Linked DNA regions of Mus musculus: regions 1, 2, 3, 4 and 5 are each linked to region 6. Evidence: chromatin loops called from intact Hi-C (ENCODE). Cell type or tissue: left cerebral cortex. All regions are shown on one strand.

What was found. Hi-C counts contacts between places; a loop is a spot of excess contacts. Peaks named below come from ENCODE experiments on the same cell type or tissue, not always from the same donor. Only the 100,000 strongest peaks of a DNase experiment are listed, where the experiment ranks them.
Region 1: it touches region 6 in a loop (5-fold over the local background); 2 of 42 quality-filtered maps call a loop at or near these places.
Region 2: it touches region 6 in a loop (2.1-fold over the local background); 8 of 42 quality-filtered maps call a loop at or near these places.
Region 3: a loop joins it to region 6, with 3 times the contacts of the local background. A loop is called at or near these places in 2 of 42 quality-filtered maps.
Region 4: a loop joins it to region 6, with 2.7 times the contacts of the local background. A loop is called at or near these places in 19 of 42 quality-filtered maps.
Region 5: a loop joins it to region 6, with 2.2 times the contacts of the local background. A loop is called at or near these places in 5 of 42 quality-filtered maps.

Annotation. Positions count from the first base shown.
Region 1 is chr2:146,353,783-146,358,782 of GRCm38, forward strand. Ralgapa2 (Ral GTPase activating protein, alpha subunit 2 (catalytic)) reads right to left here. Exons shown (of 41, transcript NM_001033348.3): 26 at 4,175-4,303; 27 at 3,306-3,364. Among named protein-coding and RNA genes, the nearest start is that of A930019D19Rik, 97 kb to the left of the region's middle. In left cerebral cortex, no CTCF peak of the experiment used is centred here; DNase peaks (open chromatin) are centred at 2,931, 3,468 and 4,190; H3K27ac peaks cover 1,843 bases.
Region 2 is chr2:146,382,602-146,387,601 of GRCm38, forward strand. Ralgapa2 (Ral GTPase activating protein, alpha subunit 2 (catalytic)) reads right to left here. Exons shown (of 41, transcript NM_001033348.3): 24 at 4,627-4,782. Among named protein-coding and RNA genes, the nearest start is that of A930019D19Rik, 130 kb to the left of the region's middle. In left cerebral cortex, a CTCF peak has its summit at 2,220; no DNase peak of the experiment used is centred here.
Region 3 is chr2:146,360,227-146,365,226 of GRCm38, forward strand. Ralgapa2 (Ral GTPase activating protein, alpha subunit 2 (catalytic)) reads right to left here. Exons shown (of 41, transcript NM_001033348.3): 25 at 1,165-1,293. Among named protein-coding and RNA genes, the nearest start is that of A930019D19Rik, 100 kb to the left of the region's middle. In left cerebral cortex, no CTCF peak of the experiment used is centred here; DNase peaks (open chromatin) are centred at 2,966 and 3,432; H3K27ac peaks cover 550 bases.
Region 4 is chr2:145,954,510-145,959,509 of GRCm38, forward strand. All of the region lies in intron 6 of Cfap61 (cilia and flagella associated protein 61), which reads left to right. Among named protein-coding and RNA genes, the nearest start is that of Cfap61, 22 kb to the left of the region's middle. In left cerebral cortex, a CTCF peak has its summit at 3,122 (motif pointing right); a DNase peak (open chromatin) is centred at 3,155.
Region 5 is chr2:146,308,211-146,313,210 of GRCm38, forward strand. All of the region lies in intron 38 of Ralgapa2 (Ral GTPase activating protein, alpha subunit 2 (catalytic)), which reads right to left. Among named protein-coding and RNA genes, the nearest start is that of A930019D19Rik, 51 kb to the left of the region's middle. In left cerebral cortex, CTCF peaks have their summits at 2,071 and 2,368 (motif pointing right); DNase peaks (open chromatin) are centred at 1,411 and 2,248.
Region 6 is chr2:146,221,116-146,226,115 of GRCm38, forward strand. It overlaps Insm1 (insulinoma-associated 1), which reads left to right and starts at 882. Exons shown (of 1, transcript NM_016889.3): 1 at 882-3,905. The coding sequence starts at 1,151. The coding sequence ends at 2,716. In left cerebral cortex, a CTCF peak has its summit at 2,186; DNase peaks (open chromatin) are centred at 130, 676, 976, 1,469 and 2 more places; H3K4me3 peaks cover 3,461 bases; H3K27ac peaks cover 1,676 bases.

The DNA.
Region 1 (5,000 bases), 130 kb after region 6:
GTGACTTTCTATAAATAAAACAAGTTAGGGAAAGGAAATAAAACAAGTTAAGGAAAGGAATTATAAGGATAATTTGATAGATTAAGAAAATAAACAAAAGATATTACACAAGACCTTGGGCTGAAAAACTGAGTAGATAATATTTTCAGTTTTTGAGGTGAAATCTGAGGCTTAATAAGGCAAAGCACGTCATAGGCACTAGAAGACTCAGTTATGGTTGTGCTACATTTGAATATTAAGACATCCAACTTGAGGTATCAAGTATAGCTAAGGCTGGGGATGCCAAGAGTCATGAAAATGACCAGGTAAATAATTTGGAAATGATCAAAAGCATGGATAGGCTGACTGGAATCTGCTGTGGGTCACTTTACTGTGCTGAGTAAAGCAGAGAAGGGGAGGTCACGTGGAGGGGGGGGTAGGGTCAGGAATGGTGGAATGACAGGAAGAACATGGATTATGTTGCAGGGGACATGTTGTTTAGAAGAGGGTAAAGACAGACTAACTTCAAGACTGCTAAAACCATATTACATTTTATAAACAGTCTTTATGAGAACTAAATGGAAATCCAAGACAATGAAATTGACTATGGAAAAAAAATTAAAAGCCAATTTAAAAAAAAAGCATAGCAAAAGAGTCAGGAAACAAAGGTAATAAACAGGAGAAATACTTAGGAGCTCCAATTCAAAATAAAATATTAAATAAAAAGACAAACATGCAAAAGATCACTAGCAATAACAAATACAAATGAATTAAAGTTTCAGTTAAGATAATGAAGATTACACAACCTTATACAATTATAAAATCCAGATTATATATAGCTTTTGCAAAGGCATTTAAAAGAGAATACAAAAAAACCTATTTTTAAAAGGTAACAAGTATTATATAGTATGAAATCAAGATAAGGTGGTCTCTAAAATAAGACAAATCATCTGTACAAACATAAATACATTTGATTCTCTATAGAGATAGGACAATTTCAAAAGTCTATGCAACTAAGAACACAGTCTCTGACAGAAATACTAGAAAATAGATTAAGATACAACAGTGGGAAGCTTTTAATATAACTTTAGTAAATGATCAATTAATAATAATATACTATTAATTACATTATAACTATATAGACTTATGTAATAATAATAGTAATAATAATAATAACTGATAAGGAATGCAGATTACATAAAACACTGTAAGGTTATACCTAGAACAGTATGCCTAATAAAGAACAGTAGATACATTCCCTTCTTGATCTTTTTAAACATAGTATTTTTCATTTTTATGTTTACGGGTGTTTTGCATGTATATTTGTAGTGTACAAGGAAGTCAGAAAAGGGTACTGGATCACCTAGGATTAGAACTCAAACGATTGTCAACCACTATGTGGGTTCTAGGATCCAAACCCAAGTCTTCTGGAAGAACACCAGGTACTTTTAATGACATACATCTCTCTAGCCCCTATGTACATTCTTTTCGAGAATATATGAGCTATCTGCTAAAACTCATTATACATGGGGGCATAAAACAAATATAAATATTAACTCTAATGCTCGGTAAGCATTCTTAGTGTTGCTTCTCCTCGAGAGGAGAGGTGGGGACTTTTTACCACAGTTGGCCTAGAAAGCCACCTATCTTGGTCACAGACTGTAGCAGTCTTAGATGCTTGGCAGTCATCACATATGCATTTTGGTGTGCACTATAATCACTTGAAACAAATGTAGCAGTAAAGGATAGAAACAGAGGGTGGGGTGGGTAAGCAGTTAAGAGCACTTGTTGCTCTTGCAAAGGACTAGAGTTCAGGTTTCAGCACCAACATGGTAGCTCATATCCATGTATAAATCTAGTTTCAGGCAAACTACTAATTTATATAAAATTTTAAAAATTCTAAAAATTTTAAAGATAGTAATAACCATATAATTGGAAATTAATAAAAAGTACAATCCCATGAAGGAGTCATAATAAAAAGTAGAAAAAACAGAATTGAAAATATTGCATATTAAAACTTAAAACTTTACAAAAGGTAGCCCTTACCAATAAACCCTTACCAGTACTCGTAAACGTTAAAGGGAAAAAGTTAAAAATACACCAAGTATACATATTTTAAAAATAGCAAAAGAATAAAATCAAAAGTAGAAGAGTTTTAGAGCTCAAAGCTGGAAATAAAAATGAATATAGAGAGGTAAGCAAAGACAAAAACGTACTGTTTAAAAAGCCTAGTAACGGTGACAAATCTGACAAGACTAGTCATACAACCAGAGAACACACAAATATTTCACAGCAAAGATGAAATGGACACATTCTCAGACACTTTTGCTAGTGAGATATACTAGCACACGGGGATACTAATCTACTGCTGCAAAAAATAATCTGCATGTGGAGGAGAAAGAGCCGTTATGTGTTTTATGACCTTCTGGTCTGACATCCAAACAGCATGAGGGCATGATGGGGATGGGAAATTACAGAAGCTGGGGGTAATATAACTTTCTGAACCAGAATCTATGAATCAAGGTGGGTGTATCTCATACCCAAGTATAGTTCAATGTTAACAAACTGGTAATGCACATAGCTTATGAAAATGGCAGACTAGGAAAACTGGACTAATCCATCTACTGAAGATAGGTAAAGTCCAAAAACAAAGAGCAAAAATTAACAAAATTTAAAATCACAGGAGTGCACAAGACATTAAAGAGTTATAAGACCTCTGCCTTCCCACATGCCTAAGGGCCATGACCTGTGCAACTGCCTTGAGACACACTCACAGGCGGAAGTGGCCTGACGAGGCTGGGAGTTGAGTTTTAGACAGGGATGCTCTCAACCTGCATTCTTAGTGTTGCTTCTCCTCGAGAGGAGAGGTGGGGACTTTTTACCACAGTTGGCCTAGAAAGCCGCCTATCTTGGTCACAGACTGTAGCAGTCTTAGATGCTTGGCAGAAGCACCCAACGTTCCCACACATTGCCAAATGTTTCCTGAGACACAAATCCTCACCTCTGCAGTTCAGAATCCCTCCCGGAAACACACAGCTTTGATGGACTGCTGCTTTACCCTCCCCTTACTGAGAGCATCAGTTATTTCTAATCTTGTGTTTTCTTATGTAAAAGACAATGTACTCTATAATATTCTTCACTTCATCCTTTTCACATGTAATGATGACATTTTGAGCAGCTAAGCAGAGCAACTTTCTGACACAATGCTTACTATACATTTCAGTGCGTGTGAGAGAAATGTAAAGGAGTTTTTAAAACATTAACTGTTTATACACAAATGTGCATCTTAAAATTCTAACATAGTTTACCTCTTGTTCATCATTTACCTTGCACATTCATTTGGTTCCTCGGTAGCATTCTTCAGTAAAATATTTATGAGGTAATGCTAAAAACACAAAATTCAGTAAATGAAAATTTGATGTCATTGTTGGTTTCCCGCATGTGCTGACCATGTCAGAGGCACCCTGGAGCTAGCAAAAGGCCAGGGAGTTCGGGCAGCCCTTCCTTCAGGGAGAACTTGGCTCACCTCAGCAAGTGCCTCCCTGGTTAACCGAGCCAATCTGCAGCACAGCATTTCTAGGGATCCAGTGGAAATCAAGCAAAGCATCTGAGACTTCCAGATAGGAAAATCTCCATTTTATTTTGATTGGATTAGACACTGTACATTGAATTACAGATTATAATCAGGTATTATGGATTGACTGACTGATGCGGGGACTTTTTGTTTGCTTCAAAAGCCAGCTGAGGACCAAAAAAAAAAAAAAAAAATTTTACTTTTATTCCCCAAGAAATAATTTGGAATTTCAGGTTATTAGTAGCATTTAATCAGGCCAGCAATTGGAATTGAATATTTAGCTTACTGGAATTATTTCTTGTAAATTCATTTGCTATACTAATGCAGCGTAACTAAGCTAACAGAATTATTGCAAATGATGATTCATTACATAATTATGATCCCTAGGAACGATAAACAGATCTAATAAAAAACCACCAGAGGAACAGAGCTATCAGGTCTAACTGCAATATGCTAAGACTGTGATACATTCACAGTTCATACAACACACTTCTGAAAACAACTACCAAAGCTTTCAAAAGATACAGCATATGTCAGGGGAAAGTAGGTCAGTGCATAGGATGGAAGACACAGTGATGTAGCTCCAGCTGTAGATGCTAAACTCAAGATTCAGTTATGTACCTTGACGTCTTCCGCTCCCGTGACAACATCACTCACTTCTGGCACTGACTGCAGCAGAGGGATCTCCTGGTAGGTATTTGGGAAGCAGACAAGGGAACCAAGGAGAGTGAGAGCTTCTGAACGGGGTGCCTGCACACAAGGAGGGAAACACCACGTTTCTTACATAGGCTGGAAGCTGGCAGAGCATGTTTTACTTTGTCCTGGTTTTGAGAGGGAATCTTTATCATTTTCCTTCTGGGTATAAAGTGCTAAACTATCTCTGGTTATTTTCCTTGTGGATGTTTAGGCCGAGAAGTTTGCCTAAATGAAAATGCAAACCTCCAGCGAACAGAAAGCATTTCTACATTTGACATAAACAAGTGCTATAAAAACTGTTCTACAGATTCATTCAGTTAGAAAGACAAATGGCTGTCATGGTTGCTTTAAATAATTTTGGAGTTCATGAACTTGAAAGAGCGGGGCAATGAGAACAACCTAACATTATTTTTTTCAAGTAAAAAGCAAGGACATTCATAAGGAGGGAAGTTGGAGGTTGTCATCCAAAGCGGGGGGAGGGGGGGAGTGATATCAGTTAGGAATGGAGCCATGGCATCAGAGATAAAAGTCAGTATGCAATGGTTTGCTTAGTTTTTAAATATGAAGGTTTGGAATGAGTACTGTGAGCTGCTAAAGTTGGCTAACATCAGGACTGGTGAGTATTTCCACGGTATACACCCAGTGGATACCACCAGTCTCAGTCTCATCTGACCTCAGAGGCAGGCGTCTAACAAGGTTCACAGCCCCTTTGCAGTATAAGTACTATTACCATGTGGCCTCTGGGGTACTT
Region 2 (5,000 bases), 160 kb after region 6:
TATATTAAAATGTAAGATGGCAGATGGGTAATGAAACAAACACAGTACTCAATTATTGGAAAAATGAAATACATGAGGTTCTTGGAACTACTGCACTAATTGCCCTCAATCTTCACATAAGGACTCACAGTTACTAAAGGAAGTAAAACTCTATGATTATGCTCCTCTTACACTATGGAACCAGGGCCTGGTGAGGCCAAATGACTTGGCTAAGACATGAAGGCCAAGACGAAAACTCAGCCCTCCTGAAGGCTCTTTACAGTTATACTTTATCATATCATATTCTACCATATCAAAAATTATGCTGATATTATTCAAATTTGTATGTCAATGATTATTGTAGAGCAGAACTATATACATTCTTCACCTGAGGAAAGTTTCATGCTGGTTTTCTTTTTTCTGCCTTAGAAAATATGATAATATAGCATTATAGACTACAATGACAAAGATCCACATTTCCCGAAATTTCTATATGCAAATTTGTAACAATAACTTTGTTTTACTGTAAGTTTTGCATTTAAAAGAGAACTTAACTTTGATGTATAACAGACAAATTAAATTATATTAAGACGGTAAATCTGTAAGTCATTGTTAAAAAATAGTTTACTTATTTTAAGAAAAGAAAACTTTCCAGTCTTTGATATATGTTCTTACAAACATGAAAATAAAATTCCTTTCCTCAACTGTCCTTTTCCATTTCACACGTATTGATCTTTCCATATGTTTTAAATAATCATGAAATTAATAGGAAATGTTTTTAATAAATCCAAATCATAGTTCCTTTCATGTCAAAATATTTTGGGGAAGACTAAGGTGAAAAAGCTGCTTAAACATTAGGACAAACTGAGAGCAACCAAGAACAGCTTTAGAAGAGAAGTGGAAAAATGACAGCAACTGGGAAGGTATCTGAAGGTCAGAGGGGACTCTGAGAGGAGTATGAAGGGGAAGGAATATGGCCCAGCAAAACCAAACAAGGGAGGAATGAGATCAAGGAGTGTTTGACTAACAAGTTAGCTGTCAGTCAATGGAAAAGACAAGCCCAATGGGTCCAGAAAGCTTTTCTGTGAATTCTAACATCCTTTTGAATACATGGCATTTGGCAAAAATTCTCAAGATGTTTTGTGCTTTCATTATTCATAAAATAGGGCAGATATTATGTGTGGAGAAGAATGAGTGGGACACCACACTGTTCCTGGTACAGGGTCTGGCACTAGGAGACAGGAACATCCCTCACCTCCACCCAATATTCCAGGCACAGTGCAGCTGGGCTGGAGAGGCAACAGGAAGATCCTTCATGGCTTTGAACCAGTGACAACATTACTAGCACTGAAAAAAATCCAGGACCAGGCATGGTGGTGCAGGTCTTTAATCCCATCATTTGGGAGGCAAGCAGTTCTCAATGAATTTGAGGCCAGCATAATCTATATAGTGAGTCAAGGCTACATTGAGAGCTTGTCTTAAAAAAACTAGGGTGTAGGTGGGGAATCTTTATCACGGAAAACCCCTCCATTTTATGGATTTTTTTCCTTCTTTCTTTCTTTCTTTCTTTCTTTCTTTCTTTCTTTCTTTCTTTCTTTCTTTCTTTCTTTCTTTCTTTCTTTCTTTCTTTCTTTCTTTTAACAATCATGCACATTACAAACCCACACTACATCACAGCGAGAGAGAAAAGGCCATCTGATAAGGCCATTATGCTGTCTATTAAATAAGTTAGTGATGTAACTAATACTATTACAAATGTTGTTTTAGAAGTACTACATTTGGCATTCTGGCTGTTTGGCTTACATAACAAATTTGGTATAATATTAGATGCAGTCATGCTTTTTACATGATTGTACACAAGACCATATATATATATGTGTGTGTGTGTGTGTGTGTGTGTATGTATATATATATATATATATACACACACATACATACATATATGGAGAGAGAGAGAGAGAGAGAGAGAGAGAGAGAGAGAGAGAGTGAGAGAGAGAGAGAGAGAGAGGGGATAGTTTTTGCATTTGAGTCTCAGCAATATTTGAAAAGCTATCTAATGTCTGAGCACTTGTTTGCATCTCAGCATCTCACTGAGCACTGTGGCTACAACCCCAATTCTATCAGATTCAGGAGAAGCGTTTGGTAAACCACCATGCTGCACACACACTGTCACAGGGTTCTGGCTCTTCTGGCCAGTTTGAACTATTTAACTGAGTTGAGCAGACAAGTGTGCCATCCAGAGGGCAAAGGAGAAAACACATCTTGTGTTTTCTCTGTAAAATAAAACTAGTAGAGGTTAAATTAAAATACTAATATTTTAACCTAACTGTTGCATTTAATTATTCATGTAACACATTATTTATAGATTATGTATTTAATTTAAATAGCAAACTTAGTATTTGCTATTATTTATTGTTAAAGCCAAGGATAGTCTCTAGACTTCTCCCTTTGCATAAACAAATCCTTTTCATGCCACAATAGATGGAAGTGTGGTTCTTTGCAACTCTCACAGCATGGAAACAAGCCTTGACATGGTACCAGCCACAGGTGCACGGCTTACCAATTACAAAATTGAATTTAACTGTATTCTCTGTAGCAAATGTTTTCTTTTCTTTTTATAATGAATATAGCGTGTGTTTCCAGAAGTACATATAACTTCTAAAACAACCACCATGATCTACTTAAACATGTGGGCCAAAAGTTAAACTAATTAACCAGAGACATTTTTTACTTAAATAAGAAAGGTTTCTTTCATTAGAAGGACTCTGGGTAAATTTCTTCTGGCAAAGAAATAAAGTTCACTTTAGGGTAATTCTGTTTGGCAGACAGTTGGGGCTTCTAAAATATATAGTAATAATTGTAAGGTTAAAGTAAAATAGTTAATTCTATTAAAGCCACATAAAAATCCAGACTCCTAGTGGTGCACACAATAGGGTGATTATAGACTAGAGATGTATGATATCCCCATTCTGCCCTAATGTCTGCACTGATGGGACTGCTGCTGCCATTGTGCTGTCTACAAGACAACTGTCTTCCTTTAACTGAAAACATGATGTACATTGAAATGTGAAGACAATTTTAAGTATATAATCTCAACACCTTTCCTGAATAAAATGTTTTCAAACAATTCATAAAGACATACTCATGCTACTTTGAGTTCGTACTTCCTGCTTCACTCCTTCACTTCACACCAACACTTCACACAGAGCATGATTTCAAACTCACAGCTCTTACGCAACTTCCTAAAAAAAAACCATTCTAGTACTACTACTTTGTGCTGATTTCAGTTCTGTTGTTGTTGTTATTGTTGTTGCTGTTATATCAGAAAATTCTACAGTTGACCATTATTCCCAAATCATATATTTTCCATGAAGAATCTTTATCAAAATACTATTTTAACATAGAGCGCAGTTAAGTCAACCTTCCTACTGTGGTGCCTACACTGCGGGAGCTCATTACTATCTTTGGAGTTGATTCTCTTTCCTGTTTCTACCCATTAATCTTCTTAGGTGTCCTGTATGGCATCATTCTGTAGGAGGTGCTTCTACCTGCAGGGTCAGCTGGGAATAGTTAAGCAGAGAATACAGGGGACTGCACACAATATCCCTACTTAGACATCTACTGAAATAAGTGAATGAATCTGTGGGTCCAATCCCAGCTGCTGTTATCACTGTCTTCCGATGCTGCTTAGAGCAAACATGACAAGAACAACTCACTGGGACAGTATGGTCATGGCTAAAACAAAGCTCAATGATTACAGCTCAAAGCTTGTACTTGGGAACCACAGAATATGGTGACCACTTCTCCAGCACGGGAAAAATGGAAGTACATTTTAAAGAAAAACAAATGCCAAGCTTGCTCCTAAATCTGTGACCTACATTTAATCCCCAGGACTCATGTGACTGCTGCAAGGTGCCATCTGACCTCCATACTTGAACACACACAATGCCCACAGCCCCACATATGAAAGGAAGGAAGGGAGGGAGGGAGGGAAGGAAGGAGGGATAGAGGGAGGGAGAAGATAATAATAGCACTTTTCAAAAGTCCATATATATGCCTATCTGGATCACTCTTCCTGTCCTCACAAGTGCTAGGGGACTTCCCAAGGGAGGCAGGACAAATATTGGCCACATCCTGTAATCCTAAATCCAGGATCTACAAAGGGGACTGTAGCTTTGTGAAGGCCTTGAACCTTTTTGTTCCTACTTAACCAAATGTCTATTTCTTTGGAAGAAATATAAGTAACTCCACATCAAGAACTGCCAAAACCCTTAGTTCATAGGAAAACTGTACCTCATAAAAAGAATTCAATTACTAAAACATGAATCTCCAAATATTTTTAAATTGACCAGAACCACAGAGAAAAAGTAGCTGAGATGGTATTTTCAAGTTGACAATAGAGGCAGAGACTGGATCATATGGGTTGTAAAATAAAGTTCAGATTTAGTTAGGTCCATGCAGAGATGGTGAGGGGAAGAAGCAGGAATGGGAGACGCCCTGGTCAGACTTTTGAAGACCTATGTGTGAAAAGTGGAAACTACTGAGGATCTAAGCATTTCTGGTATATTTTCAGAAGCCTTGGTACATATAAAGCGTGACAAGCAGTTTCCCATTATGGCACACCATGATAAAGGAATCACAGGATACCTGGTCCTCGCTGGTTAGTCCCAGGTGCATCACAAGGTAAAAATGCACCAGGAAGTCAGAGTTTGGCAGAACATCCTGGCGTCTGGTCATCATGGCACAGATCAGTTTGTAGGCTTGCAGTTTGCCTTCTTTATATTCATTTGGCAGAGTTGTAGCCTGCCAAGGAGATGATGTTTCCAGATTAAATCAAGTCCAGATGCAGAGCATTTCAACATTTCATTTACTTCTCAGTTTTCCTGAAGAGTTGTTTAGAGATGTGGGATGAGCTGGCTGTAGTAAGACCCAGCCTGTCTTCAAAACATGCAGTCTTGGGCAATTAGAGTTTTTAAACTCAATTTCAGAAGGGAAGAGGAAATTGCAATAAAGAATAAACA
Region 3 (5,000 bases), 140 kb after region 6:
AGGACTACCTTTCCTCTATATCTTCAACAATACTTATTGTCCTTTGTGATGACAGCAACTCTTAACAGTAGAAATTATTATCTTGTGTTTTAATCTGCATTTCTGATTAAAGATGTTGAGTATTTTTTATATGCCCATTGACTAACTTATGTCTAGAAGCTACTTTCAATAGCTCATGTATGCAAAAGACCCATGTCCACAGGGAGCACCACTATGTGTGGTATAGCATAAAGGGCTGTAGTGTGCTCTACAGAACTCCTCCTAGCAAGTAATAAAATTCTAACGAAGTATGATTGTCTTGCCTATACCAAGTCATTTTTTCCAAGCCAACTTGAAGTCTTAACACTTAGCAAGAAGGTTCTTTAAAGATGATTTCCCCCAATTCAGAAATAATCAAGAGGGGGAAGTTGGCATCTTAAAGAAATTGGACATTTTTCTTACTCATTTTTTTCCTTTTCTCATTCTTCCCTTTTGTTCTTGTCTCTCCCAATCTCTTTACTTTCTAATTTAGTCTCAGAAGAAAATATTAAGGCATAAAAATTCGAACACAAATTATTAATTTTACAAGCATTAACCACCTCCAATGGAAAGTGAGAAATTAACCATGTATCAGACAAAGTTTAGAATTGTGACTACTCATACTAATTTCATGTAAATCCCTGGTAAATCAAAATCTCATCATCTTTATATCTTAGTGGTAGCTTGACATATAAGGCGCCCTAGATTTGATTCCAAATCTAGAACCACAAAATTCTATTTATTTCTATGAGATCCACAGTAGCCAAAACTATTAATAAAACAACAACACATAACTTCAAACAAACACTTCAGATTCTCTCTTTACTGCATTTATAACCATAATATCATTTACTAGAGAATACTAATAAGTGTCTCTAGGATAGGCCCTGCTTCCCTGTAAATGTGCTGACATATTAGTGGGGATATGATTTCTCACACTTTGGCCTTTTGATGAAACGCCTTTCCAGTACCAGTATGTCATCTGATCCTACAATTTCACAGATCAGCTGCCAGGGTATCTACTCTGAGAGCCCAGTTTCACATCGCACTAATGAGTCAACACCTGTTAAGAGTGGAGAAATCTGAGCCTTGTTAGCAATTGTGAAGTCTCCCAGGAGCTGGGATGCTGAACATTGTCATACTCACCGCCAACATGTCTGTACTGAGGACCCTGGCAGCAGCAGTGATAAAGTCCCCCACCAGCATAGAGAAGCCAGGCAAACCCAGGGAGAAAAAGCGGGGTGAGCAGTTTTTTATGATGGTGTTTAAGACATCCTGAAAATGAAAATAAGGAAACACAACTGTAATGTCAAGAACAAAATTCCAAAGTGATTTTTTTTGCATGTATGTATGACTACCACTAACAAGATAGCAGAACACTCTGTTAGGTTTTTGTGCGAAAGAGTACGGGGGATGCATAATTCCAATGGTTCTCATACATATCTTTTGGTAAAGGGAATGGAGACACCAAAAGCCACACTGTGACACCGAGGCTAGCTAAACATCTGTCCTGTATTCCACTTAACAATGGGCTCCTTGAACAGGTGTGCCAAGAGAGACGTATAAATAAAACTTGCAAACACCTGTCAGTAAAATAAAAACTGGGCTCCTGCTTTAGCTTCAGTCCCCAGAGGTTAGAGCACACTGTTAGAAAAGCTTATAGGCAAAGGTATGGAAATGACCACTCCTGTGAGTTTCAGGCATTAACAAATGGGAATGTGGGTAGTGTTAAGGTAATGGTGTAACATTCATGAGACACTAAGGTCAGGGAGTTGCCACAGATCTGATGTGCACAAGAGGTGCAAACACAAAGCCAACAGCAGCCATTTGCCAGAGCTCGGCATCAGGATGATCTCCCTGACAGCTCTCCATCCTGTGTCTATAATAGAATCCCGTGGAGGGCTGGCCGGCCCCCAAGCCAGAGTTCTTCATTCCTGCTTCTGGTGGATCTAATCCACCACAGGATAGTGTTCACACCATTACAGCCCAGACCCCCTCTAAAGCCATCTGTGTGAGTATGTGCATGTATAAATGGGATTAGTATGAAAACTACAATCTTCTTTTGCACAGACTCTGGCCAGGCACACAAATCGAAACCACATGCTGAAGTACTTTAGTTATGTGACTTGCTGTAGTGCAGCTAATAGTTAGTGTCAATATATAAGTAAATAGCAAAATGTAAGAACCTTGGCTGTCAGTGTGGCTACTTGAACAAATCCTGACTTACTATTAGAGCAAAGCATAGCAACATATTAATTTCCATAGTTATCTTAGGCCCTTCATAGTAAGATTCACCTCATTTTATGATTTGTCTTCTTAAACACAACTTCCATGTGCTCACATAACATTTTCCCAAGACATGTTTTCTTACAGAAGATATAATTAACATTAAATAATACTATTTACATGATTCAAATGACCATGTAATGCTTACTATATTAGTGTTCACTTATGAGAAGTAGTTTAGTTTAAAACTTGAAGTTTGGCATTTCAGTGAACGTTTTCTTACACAAAATAAATGGATATATATGATTTATAGATAAAAGATAAGAGGAAAATATGTGATAGATAGATGACAGATAGATAAAAGGAAGGGATTGGAAAAAAAAAACCCTAAACCAAGGTTTCTTCCCTGTTAATATTTAAGCCTGTTTTAATCACATCCTGCGATACACTTTAGGGTCTATATCAGCCAAGACAAACATTCTCTGGGCTGAGCAGATGGATGCTGCAGGTTAGAAAGTGTGTAGTAGACTCATGCTCCAGGAGTGGAACAAAAGATCTACCTTTTTCATAATTAAGCCTCTGATTAATGCCCTGGGCTCCTCACCACACACCTGTAATTACTCACAGAGGTATGCATTGTGCTGGGGCCTTGTCTCAGAATATCAGGCATCAAGCTTTCCAGCAGCAGATGGAAGCACATTTCTGTTGACATATGCTGCAATGAATGGATTCGTGCAAACCTGGCTAGCAAGGTACCAGAATGCCATGCATCTGAAGATTAATAATGCAAACAGCCATGATGTTAGCTTTGTTATGTTTGCCTTAATTCCATCTGGTGAGATGAGGAGCTAAAACCCTGAAGCCTAAGGGCTTTAAAAACCTTTAAGCATTTAGCACACACTAAACTCAAATGAGCCATTTTCACCACTGGAATTTAGAAATTTTGGTTTAAAGATGGTTTTCTGGAATAGGTTTGTGGGGACTAGGAATTGAATAATAAGCTGAAACCATAGTTTATAAACTTGCTTCATTGGTGAGTATGCAGAAAGACTTAGGGGGGTTAAAACCATACACTCAGAAACTACAAAACTGTCACTGGTGCTAGAGATGGCAGAGACAAAGTACTTGAGATAAAGTCACAGGGCTCACCCACTCCCTGGACCTGGGCCAGTGACTTCAACTGAACCTGCTTCTATGGGCAAAGAGATGGGAAAAAGAGGGACAATGACAGATGGCAAGCCTGCCCTACTTTACCACCCACGTAAGACAGAGCCTGGAGAGAAAGTGTGCCTTTGCAATAGTCACTAAGGACAGCACTGGGGTAGGGTTAATTCGGGGGTTAAAGAGGGGGCCATATGACCAGTCAGCCAAATTACCACCACATGCTGGCTTACTTTGCTTATCTACACTGAAATGGAGCAGTCCAAAAGGTCTACCTTTGAGATAACACTTTAAAATTAGGAGTAGCCACATGGCACTCAGGAGAGCATCTGCCATCCATGTTCCCAACAGAGGACCATGCACTATGAGCTCTACTCATCTCTACATTTGATCTCAGTCAAAAGGCCGAGAAGCGATTCCACTCATCTCTAACTCCTCCACCTCAAGGTATTACCATCAATCTTTGAAAATTCAAAATAAAATCCTTCCTGGTCTGATAGTTTACATAGCCTATAGGGCTTTCCATATGAACAAGACAGAATGGCATTCAGCACGCACCCATCACACCAGGGCTAGTCCTCATGCCCTTTGTAGTAGCCTCACTATAAAGCAAGCAGGATTTGTCTAGTACATTTTTTCAAAGTGACTCACATTTTTGAAATGTAAAGTTACAATAGAAAAAGATTACCTTTTGTCAGAAACTTCTTTAAAACAATATAGTATTAACAAGCAAATGATGATGAATTTCTTGTAAAAACATCACTAGCTGCCAGAAGTCCTTACTTTGAGATAGGCACTCGTCTTTAAAACGGAGGTTTACAATGTCATAGGGCCAACCACCATGGCTGTACCACCTCCACCTGGCCTGAGAAAGTTGTAAGGATGGGTTGTGATGAACAAAAAGGCTGTTATTCTTATCAAATGATTCCTTCCTTCTCTCAAGGCTGACTCTACTGTAACCACTGTTGGGAAATTTCCCTGTGTTCAAACCCTGTGAAGTACTCTAGAACTGAGGCCACAAGGCCTGGATTCAATACTGTGGGTCACCCCCAAAGCAATGTGTTTCTCTCTTCCCTAAGATGAGATGACCCTTCCTTAATGAGCAGTAGGCAGTGGGATGCAGATGCAAATAGATGTTTTATGGAGGCTTTCAAAGTACAGAAGTAAACAGTGCTAGCAATGTTTTTCAAAATGAAGAATTTTTACTCTATATAACGTACTTCAAAGGTTCACTCAATATTATTTATTTAGTTAGGTTTTTTGTTTGTTTGGTTTTTGTTTTTTTGAAACAATGTTTCTCTGTGTAACAGCCTACTTTATAGACCAGGCTGTCTCTAACTCACAAAAATCTACCTGCCTTGGCCTCTCAAGTGCTGGGATTAAAGGGGGAGGCACTACTATGCCTGGCCCCCTAATAATTTATTGAATGAATGTTTTAATAATCTACTGAGGGAAGGTATTTTTTAAAATTTCAGAGATAACATAGAGAAGTTACTTTGATCATACATTACCCCAGAAATTAAAAAGCTCTAGCAATCAGTACCCTAAGACAACCCCTTTAACAAGCAATTAGAGATTGTGTATATAACTTGGGG
Region 4 (5,000 bases), 270 kb before region 6:
AACTCTGGGTTGTCAGCAAGCATCGTTGCTCGCTGTGCCTTCTTACTGGCCCTCCAAAGTTCTTGTTGTTTGGTTTTTGTTTTTGTTTGTTTGTTTGTTTTGTTTTTTACATATAGTTAGTATACTCATTTGGATATTATGAATTATCATTTTCCAGAGGAATAGTAAGACTTACTCATGTTCTCCAAGACATTTTTTTTTCCATTAGAAAAGTTGTTTATAAATACAGTGCTCAAAGTGCCATGCACACGAGCAGCCTATCAAAATGATCCATTTTTTATTCCTTTTAGTAAGGTAATTTCTTTGTGGACATACTCCCTGGTACCCTCCCTCCTGTTGAGGATATAGGTAAACAGGAGAAAAGACAAAAGCTGTCCTCAGTCTAGCACCTGGCTCCTAGGCAGCTGTGATAAAATACCCTGACAAAGCAAATTAAGGGGAAAAGATCCTTCTAGTTCACAGTTGAAGACTACAGCCAGGCGTGGCAAAGTAAGGCAGCAGGGGCTTGAAGCAGTGGTTACACTGTAACAGAAGACAGCAGGAACTCCTGTTACTGCCTGGCTCTCTTTCTAGGTTTATACAATCCAGGATCCCAGTTAGGGAATGGTGCCACCCACTGTGGGCAGGGCTTCCTACCTCCATAAATATAATCAAGATAACCTTCTCCAGCTGTGTCCAGAGACTAACCTAACCTGGATAGTCTCTCACAGCTGTGACCAGAGAGTTACCTTTCAATGATGCTAGAGATATTGTCAAGTTGATAGTACTAACCCTCAATTACAGCAATCGATAGTTCCTATCCCATCTCAATTTCTCCCTTGGCTTCTCATCCTCTCCTTTTCTTTCTTTCTTTTTTCCCATTTTCCTCTCTTAAGACTTTGTAGCATGGGCTATGGCCTTCCAGTGGGGGCCCACAAAGCTAGAAATAAACCTTTAGATAACTTGTCGTGATCATCAGCCTTTGATGGCTTAACTGTTCTGTTTGCTCACACCACAGAAAATCCGAAGGACCAAATCCCAAGGGGGATGTTGTCCCAGTGTAAAGAGACGAGGAGGGGGCATATGCAATAAGAGGAGGGCACAGTAGTGAGTTCAGGTGGAGACAGTGACACAGACAATGCTTTTGCCTGAAGAAGGTATAGAAATGTAGGGCTGGAGAGATGGCTCGGCGGTTAAGAGCACTGACTGCTCTTCCAAAGGTCCTGAGTTCAAATCCCAGCAGCCACATGGTGGCTCACAACCATCTGTAATGAGATCTGACTCCCTCTTCTGGAGTGTCTGAAGACAGCTACAGTGTACTCACATGTATTAAATAAATAAATTAAAGAAAAAAAAAAAGAAATGTAACGTTTTTAAAACCCCCTATCCAAAATGAACAGATTGGAGTTTTAGAACTTGTGGGTCTAAAATCTTGAAACTTTGTGTGGACCCTACCCCCTTAAGAGCACTAGAAACACAAAGGCATTATTGCACAGCGTGGTGGAGTAGGCGTGGCCGCACGCCTCTTAAGCCACCACATTACTCTTATTTTCTCCACATTTGACATCTGTTTCATCAGTAGCCACTTGCACTGATAATTAATGGTGATGAACACAGTTCTTAAGACAGTAAACCAGGGAAGGGTTTGGGGATGTAATTAGCCCTCCGCTATTTAACTAGCAACATATTCAGAACCAAATGAATGAACACCGTAATCCCTTCTCCTGTCTCTTTGATTTAGCCGCGTGGAAAACGATGCTGTAATCTGCCCTTCTACTCAGACACTAATTAAGGAAGTTACTCTTCCCTGTCTTTCATTATGTTGGAAACAAAGCAAAGCTGCTACTGGACACACCTTTAAAAACTACAGTGTGCTCAATTAATCTTCGGTGGTGGACGTGAGATGTTCCCGGCTTAGAAAGACTGGCTTGGCCTTGGAGCGGTGGTGGTAGAGGGGTTTCTTTTCCGGGTCCTTGTGGGTTTAAGGAAGACTAAGTCAAGAGAAGGGTTATATGCTGTCTGGTAGTGTTGTGAAGTAGCTTGAGGTTTCCTGCCTGGCATCCTGCCTATTTAAAGATGACTACAGTTAATCATGTGGACTCAAATAGATGAAAATTTTCTTTATCAGGAGAGAGGAAATCAGGAGCTCTGTAAATGTTTTAGGAGATAAAGATGTGTTCAGATTTGATTGTTACAGTTGCACACTTGTACCAAAATCATCACACACATCTCACAAGTGTGTATCATTTGTATTAATACAAATTTAAGACTTTAACCTTTAAAAGGCAAAAAGAAAACATTTAAAACAAGCTTTTTTGTTTTGTTTTGTTTTTAAAAACGACCTTTCTCAAGGCCAGCTTGGCCCACAAATTAAGTTCCATGAAAGCCAGGGTTGTTACACAAACCCAACCAAACGAAACCAAACCAAAAAACCCAAACAACAACAAAGACCTACCTTTCATTTCCTGAGGCAGTTACTTTTTAATAGACAAAGTTCTGAATGTATGTCCCTGCACCATGTGCATACCTGGTACCAGAAGAAGGCATTGGGTCCACTGGAGCTGGAGTTCCAGATGGTGGTGAGCAATGGTGTAGTTGCTGGGAATTGAACCCGGGTCCTCTGGGAGAGCAGCCAGCACTCCTAACCACTGAGCCACCCCTCCAGCCCCAGAAGTTAGTTTTACGAGACATTTGATGGTCTCACGCTTTTTTCCAGTTTGACTTCTAAGCAGCTCCTGGGGATTTGATGTTTTGACCTCTAAGTTAAGAGGATCCAGGCCCATTTTAAAAGGAAATGTAGAACAATTACAGCATTTAGCCGGGGCTTTTCTTGTGCCCCGGGAAATTTGTCACCAGTCCCCCTGCCAGACATGGTTTGGTGGACAGTCCTCCAGGAGCTGTAGATTGCCTTTGTCAAGATTGGCACATGGACCCCAGCGGTCTGGATGATGGGAACTTACATGGCCTGCTGCATGCTTTGAAGCCCTTCTAATCACTCAGAACGTCTGGAATTTTAAAATCCACCTCACTTAAAAAGATCACATTTTCCAATGATCCGAAGTTAACTGACTCTAAACACCAGTTTTAAAGTTCTAGAAAGGACCATGTAAAGGATGGAAGTTAATTTCCATAAGAAGACCACTAGAGGGCACAAGAGATCTTGGAAAGGAAAGGGTACTTCTCCCGCCTCCGCTGCAAGAGGATGAAAAAGAAACATATAGTTGGCAACAACTTTTATGTTGCCCTGTCCTATGTTGAGACACTGTTCTTGATGAAAGCATGATGTGACAAAGCAAGCTGTATTCTTTAGAACTAAATTGGATTCTTCCTTTTTTTTTTCAAATACACTACAGTAAAATGTATTTGTGACATTTAAAGTAGCAACTTCTTTTAATAGTATATTTTTAAGTCTAACTGGAGAGTGCAGCCTCTTTAGATAAAGAAGAAGCTTTGAGGCCAGCAGAAGGGTCTGGGACGTTTCTTGGACATGCAGGCTGCCTTTGTGCTGTTCTCGCCGAGCTGGGGTAATATTTCCCACCTGAGGATTTGCACAGTGACCTGGCTAGCAGCCTGTGTTACACACATCTCTCTGCCTCAAGGGAAGCCAGCCTGTGCCTTCCCTCTAGAATGCTGGTTATAGAGAAAGGACAAGATGTTGCAGCCATGAAGCAGTCTGCGAAACTGTCACCAAGAGGCTTGACCGGGTTGCTAAGAAGAGTTCTTGGGCTCTAGGGTGCCACCATGTACCTCCTGGCGAGGTGACATAGTGAAGGATGAATATGTTCGTCTTCCGGAAGGCTGGTTAGAGCCACCACACAGGGCATTCTTAGTTTTGCCACGCCCTAAGTTTGAAAGATACACAAATTGCCAAGTGAGTATCTTTGCCAGCCTATTGGTTGTAAGGCTTGAATTCAGCTCCATTTTTTTTGGGGGGGGGTGGGGATCTGGCATGTTTTTCAGGGTCTGATGGACACTTGAGTGCCCAAAAAGAGAACAAGTCTGTCTGGGCTAGACCTTCTGTTCTCCTAAAAGTAAAGTATTTTATAGTTGATAGCGCTGACCAGCACATGAATTCTCCACCCAAGCAGCACTCTGAATGAACATACAAAGGAATGGCTGCTTTTCAGAACTCTGTTTCTAGTCTTCTTTGTGCTGATGGAGTTATTAACCCCAGATTGGTCATCACCATGGGGATGGGATACACCCTGCAAATGGCAGGGTGGGGCGCCCAGTAAACTTGCCACCCTCGCTCACAGTGAGACGGGGCTGTCCTCTCGTCTGACCCCGGTAGGCAGTGCTCACAGCTTTAGAGTGCTGGCTCTTGGAGATTTTGCTGCATGGATGGTTCTCCTTAGCCGAGGTGTTCTTTCTGTGAGGCAGGCCTTTGTCATATGCCATTTGAGACTTTGAGGCTGATGTCATCCATTATCATTAGCGCTAAGGATGATGCAAGATCTTAAATTATCGATTACCCCAAGGAATGCATTTAGTATGTTGAGCAAGTTCCTCTATCCATTTTGGAGACGGGCTTAAGGGACAGTGTTCAGAACTCCAAGCTTTGGATGTTTGCTTCTTGTTTTTTTCCCAGGAGAGTTGCTATTAAGGTCCGATTTTGGACAGCTTTGTTATGTGCAGTGGAAGGTTCACGGCTAGGCTCAGGGCTCGCTGTCTCTCCAGATCTTTATTCCTGATTTTAATATTGAGTATTATTTGTTTTAGTTTAAGATTATGAATATGTGTTTCTTCGCCGTATGAAACATTTACAAACACACACACATATACACACTCATGAAAACTCAGAGCTACAATTTTATTAAGTACATATATAAATATACACTATATAATGATCAAATCTATGTACATCAATGTAGTTAACATCACCATCTCAAATTATTTTTTTCTTCTGTTTTGTTTTTGAGACAGGAATTCATTATGTAGCATTGACTGTCCTCTAACTCACTATGTAGACCAGGGTGGCTTGGAACTCATGGAAATCTGTCTGCTGTCCCCATATGCTACCC
Region 5 (5,000 bases), 87 kb after region 6:
TGTACTCTCTGTGCCATGACAGCTCCAGAAGCTGGGGACTCTGGGGACATTATTAGAGTGCTGATCTTTATAGCACTTGGGTCTCCTCCTTTAATCTTAATGTGTAGATTTTAAACACAAATTTATCAGAAACCAACTTCCTGGGCAAGTACTTTGGCTGCTCTTTCATGCTTTTCCGTTTTCTTCTTCAGGGAAATAATTTAAATTTTATCTACCTATTTATTTGTTTGTTTAGAGACAGGTCTCATGTGTCCTAGACTGGCCTTGGATTTGTTGTGAAGCCGAAAGTAACCTTAAACTCATGACATTCTACCTCCTCCACCTTTGGAGTGCTGAGACTATAGGTGCGAGCCCCCACATACCACATACTTTAAACTTTATAATTTAAAGATCTCACTTATTAGGAATTTTCCACTTCTTACTTCTTGTTTTTTTTTCTTTCTTTAGTCTTCTATTCACCCATGGGAAAATGTAGCACTTGGCCCTCTCAACTTTAGTTTTTGCACCGCTTCGCACGTGTCTAGAGGACAGTCCTATTTCTGCTTTCTCTCATCCATATACATACTCTAGTACAAACCCACTATTTCCTGCAATACTCAGAGTCACAATATTCTTTCAAACTGTTAAGAAATGAATCCTATGTATTGCATTTTGCGTTTTGCTTCTTGTTTTCTGAAAGATGAGACTAGCTGCCAGTCAAGAATGTGGCACATATTTGTTGCCTATAGTAGAATGTGCTGTAGAGTCCATACCACGCAGTAGAGCTAGCCATTACAAGTTTTTGTTGTAGGACTGTTTAGGACCCCAATTCCTCAAGTATCATCCATGCCTTCCAGCTGCCGCTTTGTGCCTGCCATTCAGTCTGTTTCAGTTTAGTTCCCTCTCATTAATTTCCCATCCATAAGCACTCGATCCCACCCACAAGTGTCTTCCTTCTTTTCGGAGATATGTCTTAACTTTTCCCTTTTTGGTAACTCAGTTTTCAGTCCTCTTACACCCAGTTTTCTCCTTCTATATACAAACTCTAGTACAAACCCACCACCTTCAGCATAGACCTGAGACTATTGGCCTCAGTGATAGACGAAGCCAACTACTAGTATACATCTTGTGTGGCCAGTTTGCTGAAAGCAATGTTTCCTCTCTCTCTCTCCTTGGGCTTCCCTTTTCTTATGTCTCTATGGCTACCTCTTCCTTCAAAACCTACTCTTTCACAGTTTCACAGAACTTTGTCTATGGGTATACATTGGATCAGCCCAACCCCTGCATAGGTTCCAACTTGTCCCCTTGCCACTGCTACAGACCAGGCCCTGCCTGTTCTCTCCCAGACAGAACTCCTCCCACAGCTCTGTGCAGGCTCTCGCTGCCTCTGTCTTTGCTGTGTGCCTGTTTCTGCATGTGCCTATCCTACGCTCTGCCATATGGAAGCATCTGTCATTCTCAAATGTAATGGGCTTTCATAGCCTAGTCCATAAGCAAACAGTGTCCTCTCTCCCTTGGAATATCTTATTCACATTTATATTCTGAGTGGTTAGGATGGTGCCTGGCACATGGCAGGAAGGCTGCAAATGCTGACACATGCATAATTGGTTGTGCATGGTGAAACAGAACACATGGTATGGCTTGATTTCCTTCCTACAGTGAGGGGAGATGGGCAGAAGAAATCAAAGGTCTGTCCTGGAAGAAAAGCTCAGGATCCCACTGGAGAAGAAAGAACTTGGGTTGTTAGAACTTTAAAGGGAAGGGTCATTTTTGAAGCTGTGTACATTAGGAGCAGAATCTAGGAATGCTATTAAGCTCACATATCTAAGAGAGGCTCTAGTATTACCATATGTTCATGTACCTGTTAGCTAACAATGAAAGCTAATTTCACTTGTGACAGAACAAGGCATAAAACTACTTTTTCTTAGGCACACTGACTCTCTCCATCAAATATGGATAGTTCCAGAGTAGAGATAGCAAATGAAACGGAGACTATTGTTCTACTGAAGTGGACATTTATTCTAGAAAGCCACCATCTGCTTGATTTGGGGTGAACTCCTCCTAATGGGCACATTGCATATGGCAAGGGAACCTTTTCCCTGAGACAAGTTCTCTGAGGAGGAGAATGAAAGCCCTTGGCTCAAATGCTTATAGGAACTTCTATCAGCAGCCCACAGTTTCATTTTGGAATGTTTAGCTGGCTTGGGAACTGTAAACATAACATGTGGCAAGCTTCCCATTTACTGTGCTCTAGGCAGAGGAGCAGGCCCTGCGAGCGATGGAAGAGGCAGATGGTAGGTGTGTTGGCTCTCACTATTCAGCCGTGCAGTGGCCACGGGACGGAAGCATGCTTGACAGATCTGATTCAGCTCACTGTGGAGGTTACAGGAAGGCACAGGAGGGCTGGGCTGAGCCATTAGAGGGCGCTTTCCATATACAGTCCTACTGTGGGCACATTTTTTGTTTTTTAAGTTATGGGAGACAATGATATTTTTCAGTCTTCTATGTGCCTCTGCCACACAGTTCCAACTGTTTGATCATTAGCCAAGAGAACTGTACACAAGAACTCTTTTGACCCAAAGCTAGATCTACTGCTAAAAAACAAAACAAAACAAAAAGCCCCCCAAAGACAATTTTTTTTTTTGGCAGTACTTCCAATCCCCAGTTAATCAGAAGGGAATTAAAAAAAAAAAAACATTACAGAGTCAGATTGATACTTAACTGTTCACATTTTTACTTTTAGTTAAAATTTACATGAAACTGGATCCTAATCAAGTTTATTCTAAGGAAGTGAAACATCGGCCACCTGGGGAAGGACTGGAGAGGCAGAGATAACTAAGTAATTTCACTGGCTGTCTGCTTCGGGTGTCATCAGCTCAACATGGGCCAGCATACAGTCACTACACAAAAAAAACCAAGTGGCCCCAGGTAAAGGATTTACGAAGGTATGAACAACATGACTGTTGTTCATAGAATGGCCTAGAAAGTGTGGGACACCGATAAGAACAGAGTAGCTTGTCAATGTTCTATTTCACAATTGTAATCTAAATAGTAGAAGCAAAACAGGGACGTAGGGTGGTTATATAAAAAGGTCTGGATGACAAGGAAATTTTTTGTTATTGTTCAGCTCAGTGACCTGTATCTCAAGGAAGCAGGGAGCAGTAATTTTTTTCTCTGATATTTGGTCTTGAAGTGAAGTTTTCTTCTAGGGCAGCACACCCAGGCTGCTTCCTTCCTTAACAAGCCTGGGTTCATACCAATACAGCTTTGTCAAGGGATATACTGCCAGGCTTTGGGGGGAAAAAACCCAAAAAACCAAACAACATCTATCAATGCCTGACATTTGGAGCCAAAGTTCCTCAACATGTTCTGGGGATTTCAGGATGGGTTACAGGCAGGGCTTTCAGGGCCACATGGCCAGAACAGCTGGCCAGGAGAACTGTGTCCTCAGTGACCGACCAAGATTTCATAAAAGCCGAGAGGTTACACTCTTCTCTTCTACCAAAGCCTAACTTGCACTGAATGCAGAAAGAAAGCAGCAGTGAATGGCCACAGAGCCATGGACAACCACAGGGCCCTATCATACCCTCTCTGAGTTGTGCTACCCCCTTGAAACAGCCAATCAGTTGCTCTGCAAACTGCCACAGCAGGAAAGAGATTACAGGTGACCCAGGTTTCCCTTACTATCACTTATTCCTTGCTTAACAACAAACTAACAAAGAGAGGGGTGCTAAAATACACATACATGAACAAGAAAATATATACAGATGAGAAGTTTTTGTACAGTTTTTTTTTTTTACTAAGAACAAAATATACATGCACACATGACCTATGGTATATGAAATGCAAAATTCTATTGATTCCAGGTGATGAGTTGAAAGCTTAGAGATTTGCTATCAAATTTGTATTATATAATTTAGATGAAAAAATTACTGCAAACAATATTTAACACTCCCTTACTGTGAGTGATAATAAGCACAAATGTAAGAACAGTTTAAATTGGAAGACAGCAGGAAAATGGAGAGTGCTTATTCTTCAGGACCTTTCAAGGAACTTTCTCTTCTATTTTAAAAGGCTCGCCACATGCTCATTCCCCAGTGCTCAGATTAAACCACTGGCACTTCACAGCAAGGCACCGCTGATCTCTTCAGCCCCCAGGGGTCTGCACGGGCTTATAGGATGTGTTGGCCCCCACACTCCTTGCCTATCCACTGTCTACCAGGCAGCCCTGGCTGGGTCCTTTAGCATGCTGTTCTAAGATGAGAACTCTGAGAAACTTCTTTTGGGGATCACCTAGAATGCCATTCCCACCACAGCTGACTTTTGGGTTCATCACAGGCACCCTGATGGACCTAAACTTGTACAGGACTAACATAAAACAATGTGAACCTCCCAAACGCACTCAGGCTTGTGCACCCATGCTCCTAAAGACAGCTTCCTTCTAAGTCTCCAGGTTCTGCCCAGGTATGTCCTCCTTGGAGAGGCCCCTCTTGTCTTGACTCTTGTTCACCCCAACTTTCAGTTTCACTTGTTCACAGAAGAGAAGGGGACTAGTTAGCCTGTGCACTCCTTGGGTATTATCTCTGAAATGTGTGAACAAGGACTGGGCTCCTGGGTCCCTGAGGTGATGCAGTAGCCCCAGCGTCTAGCACTGAACTTGGCAGACAGTCCACAGGAAATGTTTGTTTGGTAAATGAATAAATGCAATTAGTACTCAAAATTAGGACTGGTTACAGTATTTAGTGTTTTTCAAAATTCAAATATCAGACTTATGTCAATAAAGCAGCAAGTTCCAGACATCAGCTATGACACTGAAGCAGTTCAGGTGTTCCCCAAAGTGCACTGTGAACTTCAGTGTCCCAGTGAACATGAAGGGAGCAGCTGGTCATTAATAGCTGGCACAGGCACATGGATACAGTTAAAAAACATAGTGAAGATGTTTAAAGTACAGAAATCTCCCCCTTTCTCCCTCTCATTTCCTCATTCTTATTAGAGTCTTTATTTCTGACCAGAATATTGGC
Region 6 (5,000 bases):
CGCCCTGGACAGCGAGGAGGCTCCTGAAGCCTGGGTCCGACCCTGGCAAAGATGCCAATCCTCCGGCTTCAGGCATATTAGGGAAAGGAACGTAACTTCAGATATTCAAGTTCCTTTTGGAAGCCAGCCAGCAGGCCAGGGATGCAGCCTCGCATCCGAGGGCGATCGAAAACGTGCTATGCCAACAGTTTCTCCAACTCGAGAGAAGCTTTCGAGGCCCGCCGGCAGGTTGAGCCCGTGAGCCCAGACCCGGCGCTCCGCCGAAGCCCGCTGGCTCAACGTGTTTACTCTCTGAAGCCCGGGTTCCCGCGGCCAGAGCACGGTCGGGCCACTGGCTGTCCGGAGTTGAGTTGCGCGTTCCCCTTGCCGATGATTTTCCATACGACGCGCGGAGCTCCCGCGCCCTTCTCCCGCAGCAGCCGCGGCCCTCGGGTCGCCCCTGCCCCCACCCCATCAGCGCGCCCAATTTCCCCCTGGGCTCCGGCTCGCGGATTGAACCCTCCTGACATATTTGGGGCCATTCTTCTCCTTTGTTGCTATTTAGCTCGCGACCCGCGGGTAATCCTCGCGCGGGAGGGGGGCGCACATTGTCGTGCTGATGGACGGGCCCATTTGGCGGCTCCGCGCCCCCCGGAGGAGACACACAAAGCCCAGGCACGTGCGCCTCCCCATAGAGGAGCAGCAGACCGTGAAGGGAGGCGGGGCCGGGCGTGTGCCTGGGCCAGGCGGGGCGGCGGCGCCGGGCGCGGCGGGGCGGGGCGGGGCGGGGCGGCCGAGGGGCGCGCGCTGGGGCCCCGCGCCCTCAGGTACATCTGCCGCACCTACCGGGCGACCCTCGAGTCCCGGCCCCTTTTTTGCCGCTCCGTCGCCCTCCCGCCCTCGTCGGCGGAGGAGCTGCGGACGCTCTGATTGGCTCTGGGGGAAGCGGGAGGCGAGAACAATGGCCCCCTCCCCCCGTTAAAAGGGAGCGGCGCCCGGGCCCGGGGACAGGGACGCGCGTGCGGAGCGCAGAGCCGGGCCAGCAGCCGCGGGCACTGCGGGAGTCCCGAAGCCGCCGCGTGCAGGCGATGGGCTGGGGTCACTGAGGGCCGCCAGGGCCGAGCACGGAGGTGGGACCCAACCAGTGCGTCGCCCTTTTCACCGCGCCAACATGCCCCGCGGGTTTCTGGTGAAGCGCAGCAAGAAGTCCACGCCCGTGTCCTACCGGGTCCGCGGCGGCGAGGACAGTGACCGGGCGCTGCTGCTGTCACCCGGCTGCGGGGGCGCCCGCGCCGAGCCCCCGGTGCCCAGCCCCGGGCCGCTGCCGCCACCTCCGCCGCCGGCGCTCGCGGAGCGCGCCCATGCTGCGCTCGCCGCCGCGCTCGCCTGCGCGCCAGGCCCGCCGCCGCCACCCCCGCCAGGCCCGCGGGCCGCGCACTTCGGCAACCCCGAGGCTGCGCACCCGGCGCCTCTCTACAGTCCCACGCGGCCGGTGAGCCGCGAGCACGAGAAGCACAAGTACTTCGAGCGCAGCTTCAACCTGGGCTCGCCGGTGTCCGCTGAGTCCTTCCCCACGCCCGCCGCGCTGCTCGCAGGGGGAGGCAGCGGCGCCAACGGCGCTGGCGGCGGCGGCGGCGGCACCTGCGGCGGAGACGCGCTGCTCTTCGCTCCCGCCGAGCTCAAGATGGGCACTGCGTTCTCCGCCGGCGCCGAGGCGGCCCGGGGTCCTGGGACCGGTCCTCCACTGTCCCCCGCCGCGGCCCTGCGGCCCCCGGGCAAGCGACCGGCGCCCCCCGCCGCTGTCGCTACAGAGCCGCCCGCCAAGGCAGCCAAGGCCCCGAGCGCCAAAAAGCCGAAGGCCATCCGCAAGCTGCACTTCGAGGACGAGGTGACCACGTCGCCGGTTCTGGGGCTCAAGATCAAGGAGGGCCCGGTGGAGGCGCCGCGGGGTCGCGCGGGGGGCGCGACCCGACCCCTGGGCGAGTTCATCTGCCAGCTGTGCAAGGAGGAGTACGCTGACCCGTTCGCGCTGGCGCAGCACAAGTGCTCGCGCATCGTGCGCGTGGAGTACCGCTGCCCAGAGTGCGCCAAGGTCTTCAGCTGCCCGGCCAACCTGGCCTCGCACCGCCGCTGGCACAAACCACGGCCGGTGCCCGCGGCGGCCCGCGCGCCAGAGCCAGAAGCCGCCACCAGGGCGGAGGCGCGCGAGGCTGCGGGCGGCGGCAGCAGCGATCGGGACACGCCGAGCCCTGGCGGCGTATCCGAGTCAGGCTCCGAGGACGGGCTCTACGAGTGCCACCACTGCGCCAAGAAGTTCCGTCGCCAGGCCTATCTGCGCAAGCACCTGCTGGCACATCACCAGGCGCTGCAGGCCAAAGGCGCGCCCCCGCCCCCGCCGCCGCCGCCACCCCCCGCCGAGGACATCCTGGCTTTCTACGCGGGGCCCGACGAAAAGGCGCCCCAGGAGGCCTCGGGCGACGGCGAGGCGGCCGGCGTGCTGGGCCTGAGTGCGACCGCCCAGTGCCACCTGTGCCCAGTGTGCGGGGAGACCTTCCCCAGCAAGGGCGCCCAGGAGCGCCACCTGCGCCTGCTGCACGCTGCCCAGGTGTTCCCCTGCAAGTACTGCCCGGCCACCTTCTACAGCTCCCCGGGCCTGACCCGGCACATCAACAAGTGCCACCCGTCTGAGAATAGACAGGTGATCCTCCTTCAGGTGCCTGTGCGTCCGGCCTGCTAGAGTGCGCCCTCGGTCCGGGGGCCCCCAGAACTGTGCCTTCACTCGGAGACCCACAAAGAGAGAGCGCCCCCCATGCCTGATCTGGGGGTCCCCTACTCCCATTCCAGGGTGAAAGTGTCCTCTTCGCTTCGCTTCGGTGGAGCATGACCACCTGGTCTTCTCGCTGTGACTCCTTTGGACCCCAACCCCTTTGCGTTGTGCCCCCCCCCCCAAGCCCCATGGCGCAACAGGAGTCCGTCTCTTTCTGTACAGGGGAGGAAAAAAATGCTGTATACGTTTGTCTCGTGGTTGGACGCCTCCTTTTGAGGGGCAAAGCTGTTTTTCTTGCTAGTATTCGCTGTGTTCATGGTCTAGAAAATGCGGTTTGCTCTGCCTACCAATCTCTGCTCTCTATGTCTGTAGCGTACGGGTTGTTTTGGGTGAATCTTGAGGAATAAAATGCCTTTATATTTCACAGGCTGTAAATTGAACTTCCCACACGATTAGCTTTATTATGGCTTGTGAACTGCTGGAGTCTGGCTTTACCTTTTTGTATGTGAACAAATCAAATTGCTTAAAAAAGAGTTTTCTTTAGTATAGCCACAAATGCCTTGACCTGTTGTCTGTTGGGGATTGTTTTTTGGGGGTGGGAGGAGTTCTAACGAGATGCTGTAGTAACTGCCTCAGTATATCCCGGAAGACTTTTGGTTTAATCATCTTTGTTGAGGTAGGGCTATTGAGTTCCTTTGACATGTATATGTTGATTGATGCACAATTGTTATTTATTCTTTATTTATTTATATTAATTATGAAGATTATGATATTATTTGATTGCAGATTCTCTCTCTCTCTCTCTCTTTCTCTCTCTCTCTCTCTCTCTCTCTCTCTCTCTCTCTCTCTCTCTCTGAGCTTTCCCCCTGCCACTTTTGACATTTCACTGTGCATTTTAGGAAAGAATCGTTTTTTCTAGAGGGGTCTGCTGAAAGTTTTAACTTTTCTATCTATCGAGGGAATTACAGACAACATACCATTTTATTCTGCTTGAGGGGCCCCAAGGCCCTTGTACAACCGACAGCTCTTACTTTTAAATGCAATCTCTTTTCTACATACATTATTTTCTTAATTGTTAGCTATTTATAGAAAGCTTCGATAGAACTGTTTCAACTGTATAAATATTTACTATTCAAATAAAATATTTTCAAAGTCAAAATATTGTGGTCTTATTTCAGCATCAAGTAGTTCCCTCCAAGGAGGATCTAAAATAGATTTTAAATGGTGTTTTTTAGTGGTTTCTTAAAAGCACCCTTCTTCCGATGGTTAGGAAAATTCCTCCTCTCTCACAAGAATCGGGGATTTTTCACAGCTGAACCTGTATGTCTTAGATTCTGCCCTTTCTGACAGAAATGTACTAGATAGTGAGTGAGAGCCAGCCATACATAAGCATTCTTTCAGGTGTGCCTAAGAAATCAAAAGAAACTGCCCTCTGCACAGCAGATACAGGGCACCACTTTTCTTTAGCATATCCTTCCATTGTCTGTAATTTGGTCATAGCCATTCCTCAAATATAGTGGGGGAGAATTTTAATTATTCTAAAGGGCCAAGTAGGAGAAGGCAGAAACTGTATATATGGATGTAACACAAGTTTAGCGACTGGGTTTGGAGAGAGGGCTCTAAAATAAGTTTCCAGTCAGGTAAGCCAACCACTGGGCGCAGGAGCAGGGGCGAGGGAGTGAACACCATCTGTTTGGGGTATTAAATTTAATAATAGGCAATTACAATGTTTTCCGTTATTTGTCACTCAGCTCTTTGAAGAAGGGTTCTGTTGATCACCCACAGTATTCTGGAAAGTGCGATTAAGGAGCAGAACCACACTGCACAAACCAGTGTGCTCTGGATTTTGTGTCACTCTCCTGCTTTTTTTTTTCCCCCTAATGCTCATTAGGGTTCCAAAGAGACACAAGAGATTTATGCTGATCTCCCTAGAAGAGCTCTGATGGGGCAGGCAGGGAACAAGGAATTCAGACGGAAATATGGAGTCTATAAAGATTTTCCTCTGAACCACCCCATCTGAGCTACAGGGCAATGTATGGATGTTCGGTGGCAGTAGAACTTTTTTTTTTTTTAAACATGAAGTCTGACCCGCTTGACAAGACCTGTTTCCGGGAACAGCAGCTGCCATCTGCGTTGGCCTCGACATTTTTGCCCTTGACCACAGGGTGTGAATTCACCAGTACTCATCTTTATACATGCAAATGTGACTTACTCTTTCACATTCACTAGTGGTCCTCTGTCTACTGGGGAAATG